Regions from separate parts of the Homo sapiens genome. Here region 1 is linked to region 2. Evidence: chromatin loops called from intact Hi-C (ENCODE). Cell type or tissue: sigmoid colon. All regions are shown on one strand. Links, peaks and the distances in the headings refer to the core of each region. The heading gives the core; the rest is flanking DNA. Region 1 overlaps LAMC3 (laminin subunit gamma 3). Region 2 overlaps EXOSC2 (exosome component 2).

Region 1 (8,000 bases), core at 1-8,000, 350 kb before region 2:
CTGCTTCTCCAGGGCATCCCAGCACCCTTGGACTCAAAAGAGGCCCAGGGGAAGACTGACCCTCTGAGCCAGAGGTCCTCAAAAAGAGCAAAATCTCCCTCCCCTGGAAGCAAATCTGAGGACATGTTGGTTGTCATGTGGATGAAGAGGCCTAAAGTTCCCAGAAATTGACATTCCCAGAAACTCCCCACATGACTTTCAAATGTCCTGCGTGGTGCTGGAAGGGTAGAAAAACCCCTTTGTAAACATCTGAGCCTAGAGCTCAGCTTCATTTTACACACATACACTAGGGGTTTTGTTTTTTGTTTTGTTTTTTTTTTTTTAGAGACAAGGTCTCGCTTTGTCACCCAGGCTGGAGTGCAGTGGCACAGTCACTACAGTCTCAACCTCCTGGGCTCAAGCGATCCTCCAGTCTTAGTCTCCTGAGTAGCTGGAATTACAGGTGCAGACCACCCCACCAGACTGTTTTTTGTTATTGTTGCTGTTGTTGTTTTGAGATGGAGTCTGGCTCTGTCGCCCAGTCTGGAGTGCAGTGGCGCAATCTTGGCTCACTACAACCTCCGCCTCCTGGGTTCAAGCGATTCTCCTGCCTCAGCCTCCCAAGTAGCTGGGATTACAGGTGTGTGCCACCACGCCCAGCTAATTTTTGTATTTTTAGTAGAGGTGGGGTTTCACCATCTTGGCCAGGCTGGTCTCAAACTCCCGACTTCATGATCCACTCGCCTTGGCCTCCCAAAGTGCTGGGATTACAGGCGTGAGCTTCTGCGCCCGACCTATATTGATTTTTAAAATAGCGTGTGGGTAGAGGTTCTAATGAGGAACAGATCAGAGGCTAAGGCTGTCAATCACTGTGACCAGGGTGGGAGGTGGTGACAGACCCCCATCAATGATGTGTGATGGCTTGGCCCCCTCTTTGGGAAGACCAGACCCTCCTAGGGTGGCTTAGGTACAATACCGCCAGTGACCAGCAGGGGAGTCACTCTGCCAGGGGACTCCTGGACTGCCGGCTGTGGGCTGTGTCCAGCGGGGACAGGGGGCTTGGTGGATCCAGTGAAGGTGGAGTGAGCACACCCAGCGGGTCTGGGTGGCTTGCTGGCCGCACACCTGCCTCTGAGGCCCATCCTTCAGGCCTCTCTCCTGTCCATTCCCTGCATCTGACCTCAGCCACCATCCCCATTGCCTTCACAGGTTATATGGCCTCTGGCAACTGTCCTGACTTTTGACTAAGGTTCCTTCTTGGCAAAACAGGACAATAACCACCCGGCCGCAAGGCCCTGACAAGACTGTGACCGCCGGAGCCCAGCCCAGTTCTGAGACCTGGCAAGCACTCGGGTCTTGGGCATGTGGTTGTCTTTACTGACCGGCAGGGCTGGGGCCGGGACTGACGCGGAGGCGGAGGCTGGTCAGGTTGGCGAGGAGCCGCTGGAAGTGGAAGGGGGGCAGTGGAGGGGCCACGTCCTCGGAGGTCTCCTGCAGGCTGGCGAGAGAAGCGGTCAAAGTGAGATCCCGACATAGGGTGGGGGGGTACCATGCCTGGGGATGGGGGGTAGCCCCCCAGACTACAGGGGCATCTGAAATGTGCCCGGACCTCAGAGACCACCCCTCTCACCTCCCCATCTCTCAGGACAGAAGGGGATACTTACTGGAACCTGAGCTCTACCTCCCTGGGATGCCCGGCATCCTGGGGGCCAGACAGGCTAGAGTGCCTCAGGGACAGGGCCAAGCCTGTCCCTTCCAGCCTCAGCTGTACAGGGAGTGGGGAGTCCCCGGGGGGCACCCGGAAGGTCAGTATGAGGGGCTGCCCATAGCTGAACCGCTGGTCTCCCAGGAACTTCTCTGAAGACAAGAGAAGAAGGCTTTGACAGTCTTCATATGGTTAGCTTGATTTTAAATGTCTATGTTGATTTTATCGGCAACTAAACATTCAAAAAAGATAAAAGTGCAGTGGGTAGAAAATCAAAAGCTTCCTGCACAGCAGACCCTGCAGGGGGCCCACCCACACCTCTGCAGTCACACACGCCCCCACACTTGGCTTCATGCTCTGCTGTGACCATCTTCACATTCTTAATAATTTTATCTTTGAACTTGGGTTTTAGAAGTGACGTCCGATGGAACACGGAGTCCGAGGGTGAACGGAGGGGATACACACACGTGTGACCAGAGAGGCTGCCGTCTGCTCATGTGTAGCATTCACGATGCCCATGAGCACGAAATTCCTAGGGAACACCCAGCAGCAGGAGTTTAGCGGGACCTCCAGGTGACAGCAAGGTAAGTGAGCTGGCTGAGTGAGCAGAGGTGCTCTGGGCCCCGGGCCATGCTTTCCCTTCCAATCAGAACTTGCCCTGAACTCGGAAAGAAGGCACTAGTTTTCTGAGACACGAACCACCAAGCGCTGTGCGGTACCTTCTGACTCATGTCATTTCACTGCATCAGCCCATCATTTCTTCAGAAGTTCGTGACCCAGGAGGAAAGGACACAGGCCACCCTCCCTCCTCCTTTCCCAGTACCCTCCCTCCTCCTTTCCCAGTGGTCTTTCCCTTACCCGTGAGAAAGCCACAGAGGTGTGCCATGTTGGTGGAACATGCGTGTGTCAAGGAGTGAAATAAAAGTGGCTGGGCTTGTTGTGTGCAGTATTTCCACTGTCCTCGTAAGAACAAAATACGCAGCCTGGCATTGTGGCTCACGCCTGTAATCCCAGCACTTTTGGAGGCTGAGGCGAGTGGATCACAAGGTCAGGAGTTCAAGACCAGCCTGGCCAAGATGGTGAAACCCCATCTCTAGTAAAAATACAAAAAATTAGCCGGGCATGGTGGTGGGTGCCTGTAATCCCAGCTACTCAGGAGGCTGAGGCAGGGAATTGCTTGAACCCAGAAGGCAGAGGTTGCAGTGAGCCAAGACCACGCCAATGCACTCCAGCCTTGGCAACAGAGCAAGACTCCGTCTCAAAAAAAAAAAAAAAAAGAATGGTAAAATTCATGCTAATAACTTTATATGTTTCATGCTAATAACTTAAAATTTTCCTTTACCTAGAATGGCATCAAATAGCAAACCAAAAAACACCATGACAAATAAAGGGCAAAACTGCAGGGGAAAAAAAGTGTTTATATTTTAGTACCTTTAATAGTACTTCCCCCTATTTGGGAACTGGGGGGGTGGGATTTTAATTCTGCAGTGCATCCCTCAAATTCTGTAGCGCGCCCCGCCACAGCTTTGGTGGACAGCTCCCGAAACACTGAAAGTCCCTGTGTCCCTCTGCCCCAGAGCGTTTCCTGGCTGGGGGAATTTCTTACCTGTGCAGAAGCGGCCTGAAGCGGGGAGCCCCGGGAGCTGGTGGCCACATGCCCCGGCTGCACTCCGATTCGGCCTCCAGAATCAATCACCAGCACGAGCGCAATGCTCCCCTCCCATCCTTTGCTACTCACGTTCTACACGTGAGATGGTTTCACACACTGTTCCACAACCGGCCGCATCACAGTCCACCAACAGGCTACCCAGCCCCTCCTGGGACTGCCCCAAGCTTGCACCATTAAATACTCTTTTTTTTTTTTTCCTTTTTTTGGAGATGGAGTCTCACTCTGTCGCCCAGGCTGGAGTGTAGTGGTGCAATCCTGGCTCACTGCAACCTCCATCTCCCAGGTTCAAGCAATTCTCCTGTCTCAGCCTCCTGAGTAGCTGGGATGACAGACATGCACCACCACGTCTGGCTAACTTTTTTGTACTTTTAGTAGAGACGAGGTTTCACCATATTGGTCAGGCTGGTCTTGAACTCCTGACCTCAGAAGATCCCCCCCAACCTCAGCCTCCCAAAGTGCTGGGATTACAGGTGTGAGCCATTGCGCTCGGCCTAAATACTTATCTTCCCTCAGCTCCTGCTCTTTGCCCCACTGAGTGCTCGTAGGCAGAATACAGAAGGTGGACATGCTGGCCAGAGGGTCGATGTGTTCATTCCCTCTGATGCTGTCACCAGCCAGCCCAGACGTTTGTTTCTGTGTCCCCACCGTAAGCAACAGGCAGAAGCCTGGCTCCCCTGCCATGCCCTCACCTCCAGCTGCTCAGGGTGCCCCGGGAGCGGGCCGGCCTGAGAGCACCATGAGGACAGGCCGTCCATCCATCTCACCCCTGCAGTGTGCCCAACACCCAGCAAGCGCTTCTTTCAGGAATAAGCCCCTTTTCTTACATATGCCAGCAGAGTGGCCATGGAACAGAGTGAGTTTTTTGCTCATGGGCCTCTGAGCTTGGAGCGCCTGCCCCACGAGGGGCCCGACGCCTTTGACTTCCTGGCTGCAGGGCACACGGCTCCTCAGCCACCTGTGACATCATCTCCCCGGCCTCTCTGGCAGAGGGAGGGAGGGAAAGGGCAGAGCTGGTCGGGGGTGCTGGCAGGTCCTGAATCAGCCACAGTGGGGCTAAAGATGGGCTCTAGGCTCTGGGTTCTGGGGCTGAGACAGTCGCCAGGAGACCACAGTTCCCCTCACTGTGGGGTGGAGAGGTCAGAATGATCAAGAACCTCCTTCCTTTTGCAAGAATGCCATGGCCCTGGGCTTAGGGTGCAGTGGCCTGGCGGGTGAGGGGCTGATGGGAAACACAGATTCTCTGGGCCATGACAGTGGCTATGGCCCTGTGGCACTGAAGAAGCCCTCCATGACAAAGCTATGACCAGAAAAACGGGGGTTTCATCAGATACGGTGGTCTGATGGCAGAATAACAGCCTTCCCAAGGCATCCACATTCTAATCCCTGGAATCCATAAATATGGTGTGTTCTGTGGCAGGGGACATTAAGGTTGTTAATCAGCTGACCTGAGGTAGGAAGAGCCTCTTGGGTTATCCAGCTGGGCCCCATCAATCATTAGAGATTAATGGCAAATACACAAGAGGGAGGCAGGGGAGTTGGTGCCAGTGATGGGGCGTGAGAAAAACTCAGCTGCTTTGAAGATGGAGGAAGAGGCCATGAGCCCAGGAATGCAGGCGGCTTCTAGAGGCTGGGAAAGGCAAGGAAGGGACTTTCCCATGGGCCTCCAGAAGGAACTCAGCCCTGCTGACACCTTGATGTTAGCTCCGAGAGACCTATTTCTGACTTCTCCAGAACTCTAAGAGAATAAACTGGCATTGTTTTCAGCCTCTAATATGCGGCAAGTTGTTTAGCAGCAGGAGGAACCGACACAGGGCGGCCAGCCCCCACCTGGTGCTGGAGGTACCTGGTGCTGTGAGCTCCTCCTCGTCTTCTGGGCTCAGGAGGACCCCATTTGGGCTCCATTGTGGGGGGTGCTCAGAGCCCCCCACACTTCTGGCCCACCAGCCTTCGGCTCCTAGACAGCAAACACAGACACCCCCCGATCAGTGTGAGGCCCCGGAGGGTGGTCTCCAGGTGCCAGCCCCAGGTGGGGGCCCTGGGGTAGGAGGGAGCCCCAGGAGAAGCTAGAAAGCTCAGGGACCCGGATCTGCTTGGGGGCATGGTCAGACCTGGAAGCCTGCCCTGCCCTTTCAGTGGGGTTTTGAGCTCAGCATGAAGACAGCCTGAAGACCCCCACATGGGGGCCCTGGGACATCAGGGCCATCTCTAATAGTACCAGACTTGACCTCATCTTCAGGTTCTCAGAGAACTTTCTCACCTGTGACCTCATGAACCCTGTCCTTCCAGTGGCCCATGTCATTAACAGCACCTCAGGCAAGGAGGCCACCTGGTTAGGAAGGGGCCCAGCCACGACGGGAGCCCAGGCCTTCTGGTCCCCAGTGCCAGTTCAGTGCCTCCTCCCTCTGGCCACAGCAGTTAACACGGAGCACAGCCCAGCACACAGCGAGTGACCTTAAGGAGGTGCCTCTCCAGGGGGTAGCGGGCAATGAGGCAGAGGCCAAATACCTGGGGCAGCCAAGGGGTAAGAAGGAAGGAACGGAGTGGGGAAAGAGGTCAGAGAAAGGAAGATGTCAACATGAAGAGAAGTTTGCAGACAGGCATTTAGAAGGAACTAGAAGGCCAGGCACAGTGGCTCATGCCTGTAATCCCAGCACTCTGAGAGGCCGAGGTGGGTGGATCATCTGAGGTCAGAAGTTCGAGACCAGCCTGGCCAACATGGCGAAACCCCATCTCTGCTAAAAATACAGAAATTAGCCAGGCATGGTAGCAGCTGCCTATAATCTGAGCTACTCAGGAGGCTGAGGCAGGAGAATCGCCTGAACCCGAGAGGCGGAGGTTGCAGCGAGCTGAGATTGTGCCACTGCACTCCAGCCTGGGTGACAGAGCAAGACTCTGACTCAAAAAAAAAAAAAAAAAAAAAAAAAAATCAGCTGGGTGTGGTGGCTCACACCTATAATCCTAGCGCTCTGGGAGGCCGAGGCAGATGGATCATGAGGTCAAGAGATCAAGACCATCCTGGTCAACATGGCAAACCCCGTCTCTGCTAAAAAAATAAAATAAAAATAAATAAAAATAATAAAAATTTAAAAACTACTTGTTTTCTTTTTTTTTGAGACAGAGTCTCACCCTGTCACTCAGGCTGGAGTGCAGTGGCGCGATCTCGGCTCACTGCAACCTCTGCCTCCCAGGTTCAAGCGATTCTCCTGCCTCAGCCTCCCGAGTAGCTGGGATTACAGGAGCTGGCCACCACGCCTGGCTAATTTTTGTATTTTTAGCAGAGACGGGGTTTCGTCATGTTGGCCAGGCTGGTCTCGAACTCTTGACCTCAGGTGATCCGCTCCCCCCACCCCCACCCCGGCCTCCCAGAGTGCTGGGATTACAGGCGTGAGCCACTGCGCCCAGCCACAGTTTCCATTTCTAAGACAGCAAATATCCATACAAACCACCCACATAAACAAAAGCACTTTGGGGTTCTCAATAATTTTCAAGAGCATAAAGGGATCCAGAGGCCGGGTGCGGTGGCTCACACCTGTAATCCCAGCACTCTGGGAGGCTGAGGAGGGTGGATCAGTTGAGGTCAGGAGTTCAAGACCAGCCTGACCAACATGGTGAAACCCCCGACCTGTACTAAAAATACAAAAATAAGCTGGGCGTGGTGGTGGGTGCCTGCAGTCCCAGCTACACAGGAGGCTGAGGCAGGAAAATCACTTGAACCTGGGAGGCGGAGGTTGCAGAGAGCTGAGATCACGCCATTGCACTCCAGCCTGGGCAACACAGTGAGACTCCGTCTTAAAAAAAAAAAAAAAAAGAGGAATTCAGAGACCAAAAAGTTTTGAGAACTCCTGCGCAAGGGCAACTGTGAGACAAAATGAGATGACACCCCTGAAGGGCCGGCCACACCCAGTGCCTGGCCCAATGTGAGAACAGATCATGACACTGTTCTTAGGGTCTAGAAAATGAGTCCTGCCCAACGCTGACACCCTAGACCCCCGGACCCAGGACCCAGACACGCGGCGCCGGTCCGCGCATCTCTCGGTCCTGCTTTCTGCGCGGCTTCCAGCAGAGGGCGCGCGGCCCTCATGTCTGGGGCCGCCCCAGCGTCGGCCCTGAGGTTCTTCTGTTTCAGCTGATGCCTCGCTCCTTCCTGGGGACAGGCGGAAGGTGCGGGGCGCTCCGTGGGACATCGCTGGGGCCCACGCAGCCTCTGGTTTAATGCAGAGCTCCGAGCTCTGCTGCTTTCCTCTTTAAATATGCGGCTGTGCCACCTGGAGTCAGGGACCACGGTATAGGCCACCACAGCGGTTAAGGGCAAAACAGCTGGGCGCGGACACTCATAATCCCAGCACTTTGGGAAGCCGAGGTGGGCGGGATTGCCTGAGCTCAGGAGTTCTAGACCAGCCTGGGCAACATGGTAAGACCCCGTCTGTACAAAAAAAAAAAAAAAAAAAAAAAAAATACAAAAATTAGCTCGGCATGGTGGTGCACGCCTGTAGTCCCAGCATTTTGGGAGGCGGAGGTGGGCAGACTACTTGAGCCCAGGAGATTGAGACCAGCCTGGGTCTAAAGACATGGCAAAACCCTGTCTTTAGAAAAAAATATAAAAATTAGCCGGGCACGGTGGTGCACACCTGTGGTCCTAGCTACTCA
Region 2 (9,322 bases), core at 623-8,622:
AAAAACAAACAAACAAGTTTGCCACATATGTGAAGACAGCGCTTGCATATAGTGTCCCTTTTTTTTTTTTTTTTGAGACAGTCTCACTCTGTCACCCAGGCTGGAATGCAGTGGCACGATCTCAGCTCACTGCAAGCTCCACCTCCCGGGTTCACGTCATTTTCCTGCCTCAGCCTCCCAAGTAGTAGAGCTACAGGTGCCAGCCACCATGCCAGGCTATGGTTTGTTTTTTCTGTATTTTTAGTGGAGACGGGGTTTCACCATGTTAGCCAGGATGGTCTCGATCTGACCTTGTGATCCACCCACCTCAGCCTCCCAAAGTGCTGGGATTACAGGCATGAGCCACCACGTCCGGCCGCCTTTTCTTTTCCTTTCTTTCGAGACAGTCTCACTGTGTCACCTAGGCTGAAGTGCAATGGTGCGATCTCAGCTCACTGCAACTCCGCCTCCCGAATTCAAGCGATTCTCATGCCTCAGCCTCCTGAGTAGCTGACTACATACAGGCTTGTGCCACCACACCCGGCTAATTTTTGTATTTTTGGTAAAGACGAGGTTTCACTGTATTGGCCGGGCTGGTCTTGAACTCCTGACCTCAGGTGATCTGCCCACTCAGCTTCCCAAAGTGCTGGATTACAGGCACATAGCACCCTTGTTTTTAAGAATGTTCCCCCAAACCTACATCAGGGCACCATTTTTAGATAGTCATCAGAAAAAACAATGCACAGGAATTCTCACATTCTTCAGCGAGAACTCTGGCGTCTTTTTATCTTTTAACTCTGAATCATCCACAAGTTAATGCTCCACACTACTTCAATTATAGGATGAAAACAGCTTTGCTTTCCCAGTCTCCATTTTTCTTTGCTTATTTTCTTCATGTTTATCTGAGTACATGGACCCAGAACATTCACTGTATTATCATGAATAATTCAGCATCTTACAAGTCACTCTCCAAGCAGGACAGATTAAGGCAGCCCGGTGTGGACATAATCACATCTATGGCTACAAGGAACACGCAACAGAAAATCAGATTCCAACCAAGCAAAAGGCTGCTTGTTTTTTTTTTTCTTTGAAACACAGTCTCGCTCTGTCACCCAGGCTGGAGTGTGGTACGCGATTTCAGCTCACTGCAACCTCCGCCTCCCAGGTTCAAGTGATTCTCCCACCTCAGCCTCCCAAATAGCTGGGACTACAGGTGCACACCACCACACCTGGCTAATTTTTTGTATTTTTAGTAGAGATGGGGTTTCACCTTGTTGGCCAGGCTGGTCTCGAACTATTGACCTCAGGTGATCTGCCCGCCTTGGCCTCCCTAAGTGCTGGGATTATAGGCGTGAGCCACCGTGCCTGGCCTGCTTGGTTAACTTTATTCTTCCAACTTTACCAGCTGCATTCTCAGTCATTTAAAGGATATAGGAATGGAGGCCAAAACAGACCATTTGGAGGTCAGGGATGCCATGTTTTCTATTGGGGCAATTTCATGGGGCACTGTGCCTTGTGAATGACAGTGAGTGGAAGACAAAGGATTCTCCATATTATTCCAGGATGGGAGCCCATTCGACTGTAACACTGTGCACTTTGAAAGAGCTGAAACTATTCCCTAATACCGGGACTCAGCTGGCAACCCAAGGAAGCACTGTTCATCTGCCACCCAGGCTTGGTGTTAGGACAGGAGAAAGCAGGCCTGTGGGCTGGAGGCCGTCACAGGGCCGTCAATGCAGACAAAGGGATGATCTCTCGAGTCTTTGCTGAGCCACATATGGGGACCACACATCACAGTCTTCACTCCTGCAAGGTCCACAGTCCCGTGCTTCTGGAGCACCTCCTTATCCCTCCTGTTCCAAAAGCCTCTGGCGTGTTTCCATCACAATCTCCTCCATTATTTCTGGCTTTAAGATGTCTTTGATCTGAAAAAGGGAAAAGGCATTTGTTCAGAAAAGAAACCAACCATAAACAGACCACCAAGCCAATCCAAACATAAATCAAGCCGTTAACATAAACTTTCTGTATTCCTTTCATGTCTCAGAGACTAAGCGTTACAAGATATGATCTGCTAGAAGCAGCCTAATAAATCAGCAAGATGCTCTGGGATATAGTCGACAAGAACAAAGATATTATTCTGACATTCATCCAAAAGCTGGCTGAAATTTGGGAGAGGTAAGATGTAGTCCAGAGGTTGCTCTCATAAACTAGTCCCACCTGACACCTCCTGCCCCAAAATCCTTAGACTGACACTAGGCATTGAGAATATTGCAAGTTTCTTAGGGAAAGATCTACCAGACACTCATTAAGGCTGTTTCAGGCCAGTTCATACTGACGGATGTTGGGAAAGTATTGGGGAGATGTGCATATTGTCTCTGAACAAACAACAGAGCAGCTCACAGATCAGTGAAGAAGGGAGAGGCCCTGGGGAGAGTACCTGATGTGGAAGGGATGCTTCATAGCAGTACAGGATGCTGGTATCATACAGCATCATCCTCTGAGTTACCAGCGAGATGATGCAGTTCCGAAGCCGGGATATCACCTCTCGATCAGCAAGAGAGACAGGCTATAAGGAGACACAGAGAGGGGAAGGGAAATACAAACAGGACCAAAATACGTGACCAGCCACAGAAATTCACAAATAAATCATTTATGACTCAGACAGTATCACCCTGGAACTCCAAATCAACCAAACAGCTAATTCCAAGGGAGATTAAAAGGAATGGGGCAGGGTGCAGTGTCTCATGTCTGTAATCCCAGCACTTTGGGAGGCCGAGGCGGGTGGATCACAAGGTCAGGAATTCAAGACCAGCCTGACCAACATGGTGAAACCCCATCTCTACTAAAAATAGATAAATTAGCAGAGCATGGTGGGGCACACCTGTAATCCCAGCTACTCAGGAGGCTGAGGCAGGAGAATCACTTGAACCCAGGAGGTGGAGCTTGCAGTGAGCCGAGATGGCACCACTGCACTCCAGCCTGGGCGACAGAGCAAGACTCCGTCTCAAAACAAAACAAAACAAAACAAACAAACAAAAAAACAGAAAAAGAATGGCTTCTTCACTGGCTCTTCGGCTATTACCCTGCAACTTTGCCACCTCCACCAACAAACACCAAACCATTCACTGAATTCATCTCCTTAGAAGAGAAGATAATATGGGCTTCATGAACATACCGTGATGGAAAGTCAAAGTGACTCAGCCTACACCAGTAACATAGCTAAAAACAACCAACTTCACTGGCCACAAAAACACAGCAAAGACTGAGCCCCCTCCATCCCACTGAAAATGGCCACAGTGTTTGCTCACCTCCAGGTTTGCAATGAAGCCCCCTGCTTCCTCTTCTTTGTGCTCAGGTGTTGGGTAAATCCAGATGAAGCCGTTGTTACCGAGAATCACTGAGGCACCACATGGCAAATCATGAAAGTGGGTCTTCTGCCGTTTCACCAGGGAGGGGGAAACCTGGACCAAAACCCCCTGACCTAGCTAAAGAAATATATCACGAAGCTAGGTCACTGCAAGATTGGCGGGATGAATGAAAAGGAGACTACAGAATATACATCCTAAGTATATTCAAATTGGTGTCCTTCCTGTTTATAATTGCTGTCGCCTACATGCATACACATAGTACACATTTTTGCAGAGAACGCTTTGGGACTCAGAGGCTATTCATACATCCCAGCAGAAGGTGACCTTCAATACTCTTCTCTGTCATTTCCCTTTGCAGTCTTCCTTGCACTCTAAGCCAGAACTCATGTGCCAGACATTAGAGAAGCTGAAGCCAATGAGGAAGTGAGCTGGAGCCTCCTGCTGGCCCAGGAGCACTGCGTTGTTCCATGACCCTAGCTCATACCTGAACCCCAAACACTCATCTTGCCTGTGAGATGTGTGCCTCTGGGTAGGTAAGGAGATGGGTGGAGCTGGGTGCAAATCCATGTCTGGTCCTGGCAGGACAGCTCAAGTCCACGTCCTGCCAAGGAAGAGTCCGCAGGACCCAGGGTTGTGAAAGTCAGCATACTGCAGCAGTCCTCTGCCTACTCCATGTACATCAACGTGGCTGTCTGCAGCCACTCCATTAAGGGAAGAGGTTTTTGTTCCACTCAGAAAATAAAAACGTTCACCCAGATAAAGCTAAGAGACTAGTAAATCCTAATTTGTTTTAGGAAGTATGCTCTCCTTAAAATAGTAAATAGCTTCAATAATGCAACCTCGTACAAGAAAAGCAGTGAAATTCCATTTAGAGGCTCAGATGACAGAGCAAGCTTTGCCAGCAATAACATCCACTGGACTGATTGGACGTTTGTCTAAGGGCTGTTTAACCAGACCCAGCCTGCCTTTGTTCCCAGGACAGCCTCAGCCCCAGTGCTGAGCTGCAGCGCCCCCTGGAGGAAGAGAGACAGCTGCACCTCCCAGCCCACAGTTGGAGGGGCTCTTCTGGTGAAAGTCAGTCTCCTTGGAGAAAAAGGATAAAACTTGTTCTTTACAAGGCTACTGACCCATGACCCTGTGAACCCTGACCGTCCTGATGTTACGTTTAAGGAACACGATCAGTTTGTGGGATGCCAGCCTCTATTAATGCTTAGCTACTGGGGTTCTTTAGGCCAGAATTCCAGAGAGCTATGGGGATTCAAAAATAGCCTTGTAGTCTCAGTCAGCAAACAGGAACATCAAGAGCCCGACTTACTTTTCCATATTTCAGGCTCCTCGTGTGCAAAGAGACAGCTCCGTCAGAGAACACTGCCTGGACCTCAGCCTGGCCAGGGTGATGAAGGAACAAACAGCAGCCTTGGCCACACACTGTCCTGTCCTCTGCAGCCTCTCCCCTTGACCCCACACCTCCATCTTTTCCTCCCCTCTCCAATGGTCCAGGCTCAACAATCTTTGACCCAGAGCACATCACTGTGACCTTACCTCTCCCCTTGGTTGTCATGAATATCTTTTTTTTAAAAATACAGACAGAAGGCCAGGTGCGGTGGCTCACACCTGTAATCCCAGCACTTTGGGAGGCTGAGGCAGGTCGATCACCTGAGGTCAGGAGTTCTAGACCAGCCTGACCAACATGGAGAAACCCCGTCTCTACTAAAAGTACAAAATTAGTCGGGCATAGTGGCGCATGCCTGTAATCCCAGCTACTCAGGAGGCTGAGGCAGGAGAATCGCTTGAACCCGGGAGGCAGAGGTTGCAGTGAGCCGAGATCCCACCATTGCACTCCAGCCTGGGCAACAAGAGTGAAACTCCGTCTCAAAAAAATAAATAAATAAATAAATAAATAAATAAATAAATAAATAAAATAAAGACAGAGGCCAGGCATGGTGGCTCATGCCCGTAATCCCAGCACTTTGGGAGGCCGAGGTGGGCAGATCACCTGAGGTCAGGAGTTTGAGACCAGCCTGGCCAATATGGTGAAACCTGTCTCTACTAAAAATACAAAAATTAGCCAGGCATGACGCACGCCGGTAATCCTAGCTATTTGGGAGGCTAAGGCAGAATTGCTTGAATCCAAGAGGCGGACGTTGCAGTGAGCCGAGATCGCGCCACTGCACTCCAGTCTGGGCAACAGAGCAAGACTCCGTCATTAAAAAAAAAGAAAAATTTAAAAAATAACATAAAATAGAGACAGAGTCTTGTTCTGTCACCCAAGCTGGAATGCAGTGGTGTGATCATAGCTTACTGTAGCCTTGAGCTCCTGGGCTCAAGCAACCCTCTGGCCCCAGCCTCCTGAGTAGCTAGGACTACAGGCATGTGCCACCACGCCCGGCTAATTCTTTTTTAATTTTTTTGTAGAGAGGGGGGTCTTGCTATGTTGCCCAGGCTGGTCTTGAACTCTTAGGCTCAAGCAGTCCTCCCTCCTTGGCCTTCCAAAGCGCTGGGATTACAGGCATGAGTCACCACACTCGGCCTGTCATTAATATCTTGACGTGAACAACACCTTCTCCACTCCCTGCGCTAAAAGTTAACACCATTAACAAAAGCCTAGTCTAAAGCACAGGCCACCGTAAGTTACAAGACCCAAAGAAATGACTTAGCAGCAGGTCCCAACAAGAGCTGGGGAGTCAGCCTGAATTAAGGAGACTGAGAAAGGATGCAGCAGAGCCCGACACTTGGTCTAAGACTCGGATCCCTGCAAGGATGACATGGTTCTTCCGTCAGAGACATACAATGGAAGGCCCATTTCCCAGTCCCACAGAAAAGCATCAAGAGGCTGGAGTGCAAAGCGCAGGATACACTGATAAGGTCCCCTTCCTGTAAGAAACCTCTCATTGCAAGCTCATCTTCTGCAGATCTTCTCCTCTGAAATACACAAAGAAATGACATTACTTAAGCCAGATCCTCAGAAAGGTCTCCATCACTTCTCTTTCACTTCCTTTTGAGATGTTTGAGGCCAACCACAATATTCAAGCACTGAGAACTATAGCAAGAGTAGGTAACCCAAGCCACTTGAGGGGAATCAGTGATAATCACGACTTTCCATCTCAAAAGACTTTTCCACAGCTCCTCTTCCTCTTTCCCTCCCTTCTCTGAGGAACATTCAGACCCCTCCCAATCTCACCTAGCCAACATTTCCATAGTCATCTTCCATGACAGCCCTCTGTGGTCCAGCAGGACCAGACTAACTCCTGCTTGGATATATCTCTGCTCATACATTTCCCTTTATCTCAGATTCCCTGAACTAGTCATTCAAAGTCTCTCCATCCTTCCAGGATCAACTCCAATGCCTGTCTTTCCTACAAGCTTCTCTCACTGAAATTTCCTTTTGTATAACCACAGCTTATTTATTCTTCTACTGCCAGGGACTAGGTCAGTTATCTTATATCCCCTGCTGGGGAACTCAATCGTGCTTGGCACTCGGCACAGAGCTTGGCACAGTAAGCCTCTCTGTAAATACACGCTGGACTGAAGATCAAGGTGAACCATGGCATTTTACAAAAGGCTGTGGCTTAGTTACTGTGGTTGTCTGGAATGCCAGCAACCACATTCCACACATGGTTGAATGAAATGCCTTTCAATTCACAAAAACCTAATGTAAAGACAACTTTTCAAGGAACATCTTCACTATGCAAGGCTGTTATATCCAAAAAGGAAAACTGTTAACAACCAGCATCTAAGGGCTTCTCTCCCCAACTCTCTGTTGGGATCCCACCCCATGGATGTTTCTGATCCTACCATATGCCAACTGCTCCCTCTTTCGGGAGACCTGGACAGGGTGAAAAGTCTACATACACATCTAGGCAGCAAACTTCACAGCAGACAAACAGGAGTCAAAGGGGCAACCTCAGTGTAAATCAAAGTCCTCTGGTGGAACAAAGGGTCCCACGGCTCCCCCCAGCCCACTGGGCCCTAGTCCATGGCCCCAGCTGTAGCCCTTACCAGCTCTCCTCCAGGAAGGTTCATGGACGAGAGCAGCAAGACCGAATCCAGCCTGGAGTTGGTCTCCACCTTCCACCTCTTCTGTTGAACCTATAAGCCAAGTTCCACACCTGGACACATGCTCCATGTTCATGTGTCATATCATAAATAACCAGTAAGGCCAGATGTGGTGGCTCACGCCTGTAATCCCAGCACTTTGGGAGGCCGAAGCTGGTGGATCACTTGAGGTCAGGAGTTTGAGACCAGCCTGACCAATATAATGAAACCCCATCTCTACTAAAAATACAAAAATTAGCTGGGCGTGGTGGCGGGTGCCTGTAATCCCAGCTACTTGGGAGGCTGAGGCAGGAGAATCGCTTGAACCTGGGAGGTGGAGGTTGCAGTGAGCCAAGATCATGCCACTGCACTCCAGCCTGGGCGACAGAGCGAGACTCCATCTCAAAAAAAAAAAAACATGAACCAGTAATCTGAAATCGAACAAGCCACATATTTACATCAGAAGCCACACAACGGCCAAATGCAATGAATGCCTTTTTCATGTAACTACAAGTGGAATGACTGTCCCATGAATGAAATCGCCAGCCTGCCTCGACTTTGTAAACACCAATCTGATATCGACGTTACCTCTGTGATTCGTCCCACTACGATGTCTCCTACTTCACCAATGTATCTGAAAGACAAAACACAAGGGGTTCATCCATCTGTGAGCAGACTTTCTGACAAGACCACACACCATTTGAGATGTCGGTTCAACAGGGTGAAAGCCTGGAACAGGCGCCACATTCAGCAAATTCATGTAACTATATTGTCTGGACTTACTTTCAGAAACTGCTAACTTCAAACATTCCTCCACGTATAAAGTCTCCATTAACTATCCTTAGACATATCACCATTCCAAGTAGTTCATTTAGCCCAAAAACCCTATTTTGTTCGATTACACGACAATGAAAAACACGGACTATTTTCCTGTGGCACATGGATGAGTTCTGCACCAGCCAAAGGAAGAGAAAGGAAATCTGAGCCAGGACTCCAACCACACAAGTCTGCTCACGTCTCCTCCACTTACTCACTGCCTGCTCCTCTCAAGCCCCTTTGCTAGTTCCTTACCCGCGATTCTAATGAGACGTACTCAGTGCTGAGGCTAAGTCCTTAGACCTCTTCACTTTTCGGCCACTCAATCTAATACCTTTAAAACACCACTCTGTGCTGTGACTGTGCCACTCTCCTGAATTCCAAATCCTACTCAACTGCTAGCTACCCAACTCTGCCATCTAGATGACTAACAGGCATTTTCAAATGTATCAAGCACAAAACTAAGCTTTCCCGCAGCCCCCTCCAGTCCTCCATAGCAAACCGAGATAGGGGATGAGTTGTCCCCATCTCAGTCAACGGTGACTCCATCCCCTCAGTTGCTCAGGCCAAAAACCTCGGAGAGTTCCTTGATTCCTCTCTCTCTCTCACGCTCCAGGACAAGTCCAGTAGCAAAACCTGTTGGCTCTACCCTTAAAACATATGCAGGAAATAAAAGGCATCCAAATTGGAAAGGAAGAAGTAAACTTATTTCTATTCACAGTTGACGGGGTCCTATGCACAGTAAAGCCCAAAGAATACAAAACCCAACAGCTTTTCATGATTTTAAAAAAACACTCGGAAAATAAAATCTGTGTAGATTCCAATCACTCCTCCACCTTCCACTGCTCCCACCTTAGTTGAAGCCACCATCACTTCAGATCATGAGTATGGTCCCTAATCCACCTCCCTAAGCTTGCCCTATCCCCCTTCAATCTCCCATCAGCAGCCAGAGTGAGCTTAAGTCCAGATCAAGTCCCTCCTCTGCTCCACCCCTTCCAGTGCTTCCCAGATTACACAAAGTAGAAGCCAAAATGCTTACTCTGGCTACAAGGCAGGCCCACGCCCGCCCACCTCAGCTCTCTGCTTACATCTGCCCCTTCTCTCCCCCTCACTCACTCTGTTCC

What was found. Hi-C counts contacts between places; a loop is a spot of excess contacts. Peaks named below come from ENCODE experiments on the same cell type or tissue, not always from the same donor. Only the 100,000 strongest peaks of a DNase experiment are listed, where the experiment ranks them.
Region 1: it touches region 2 in a loop (11-fold over the local background); 79 of 110 quality-filtered maps call a loop at or near these places.

Annotation. Positions count from the first base shown.
Region 1 is chr9:131,046,327-131,054,326 of GRCh38, reverse strand. It overlaps LAMC3 (laminin subunit gamma 3), which reads right to left. Exons shown (of 28, transcript NM_006059.4): 9 at 5,197-5,307; 10 at 1,644-1,836; 11 at 1,362-1,477. Among named protein-coding and RNA genes, the nearest start is that of LAMC3, 41 kb to the right of the region's middle. RefSeq lists enhancers at 1,457-2,656, 3,767-4,267. In sigmoid colon, for the core only: CTCF peaks have their summits at 948 and 7,410 (motif pointing right); a DNase peak (open chromatin) is centred at 7,436.
Region 2 is chr9:130,696,276-130,705,597 of GRCh38, reverse strand. It overlaps EXOSC2 (exosome component 2), which reads right to left. Exons shown (of 9, transcript NM_014285.7): 3 at 7,971-8,016; 4 at 7,347-7,436; 5 at 6,204-6,269; 6 at 4,663-4,731; 7 at 3,288-3,464; 8 at 2,417-2,545; 9 at 706-1,904. The coding sequence ends at 1,824. Among named protein-coding and RNA genes, the nearest start is that of EXOSC2, 7.2 kb to the right of the region's middle. RefSeq lists an enhancer at 6,266-6,375. In sigmoid colon, for the core only: a CTCF peak has its summit at 4,370 (motif pointing left); a DNase peak (open chromatin) is centred at 4,337; H3K27ac peaks cover 311 bases.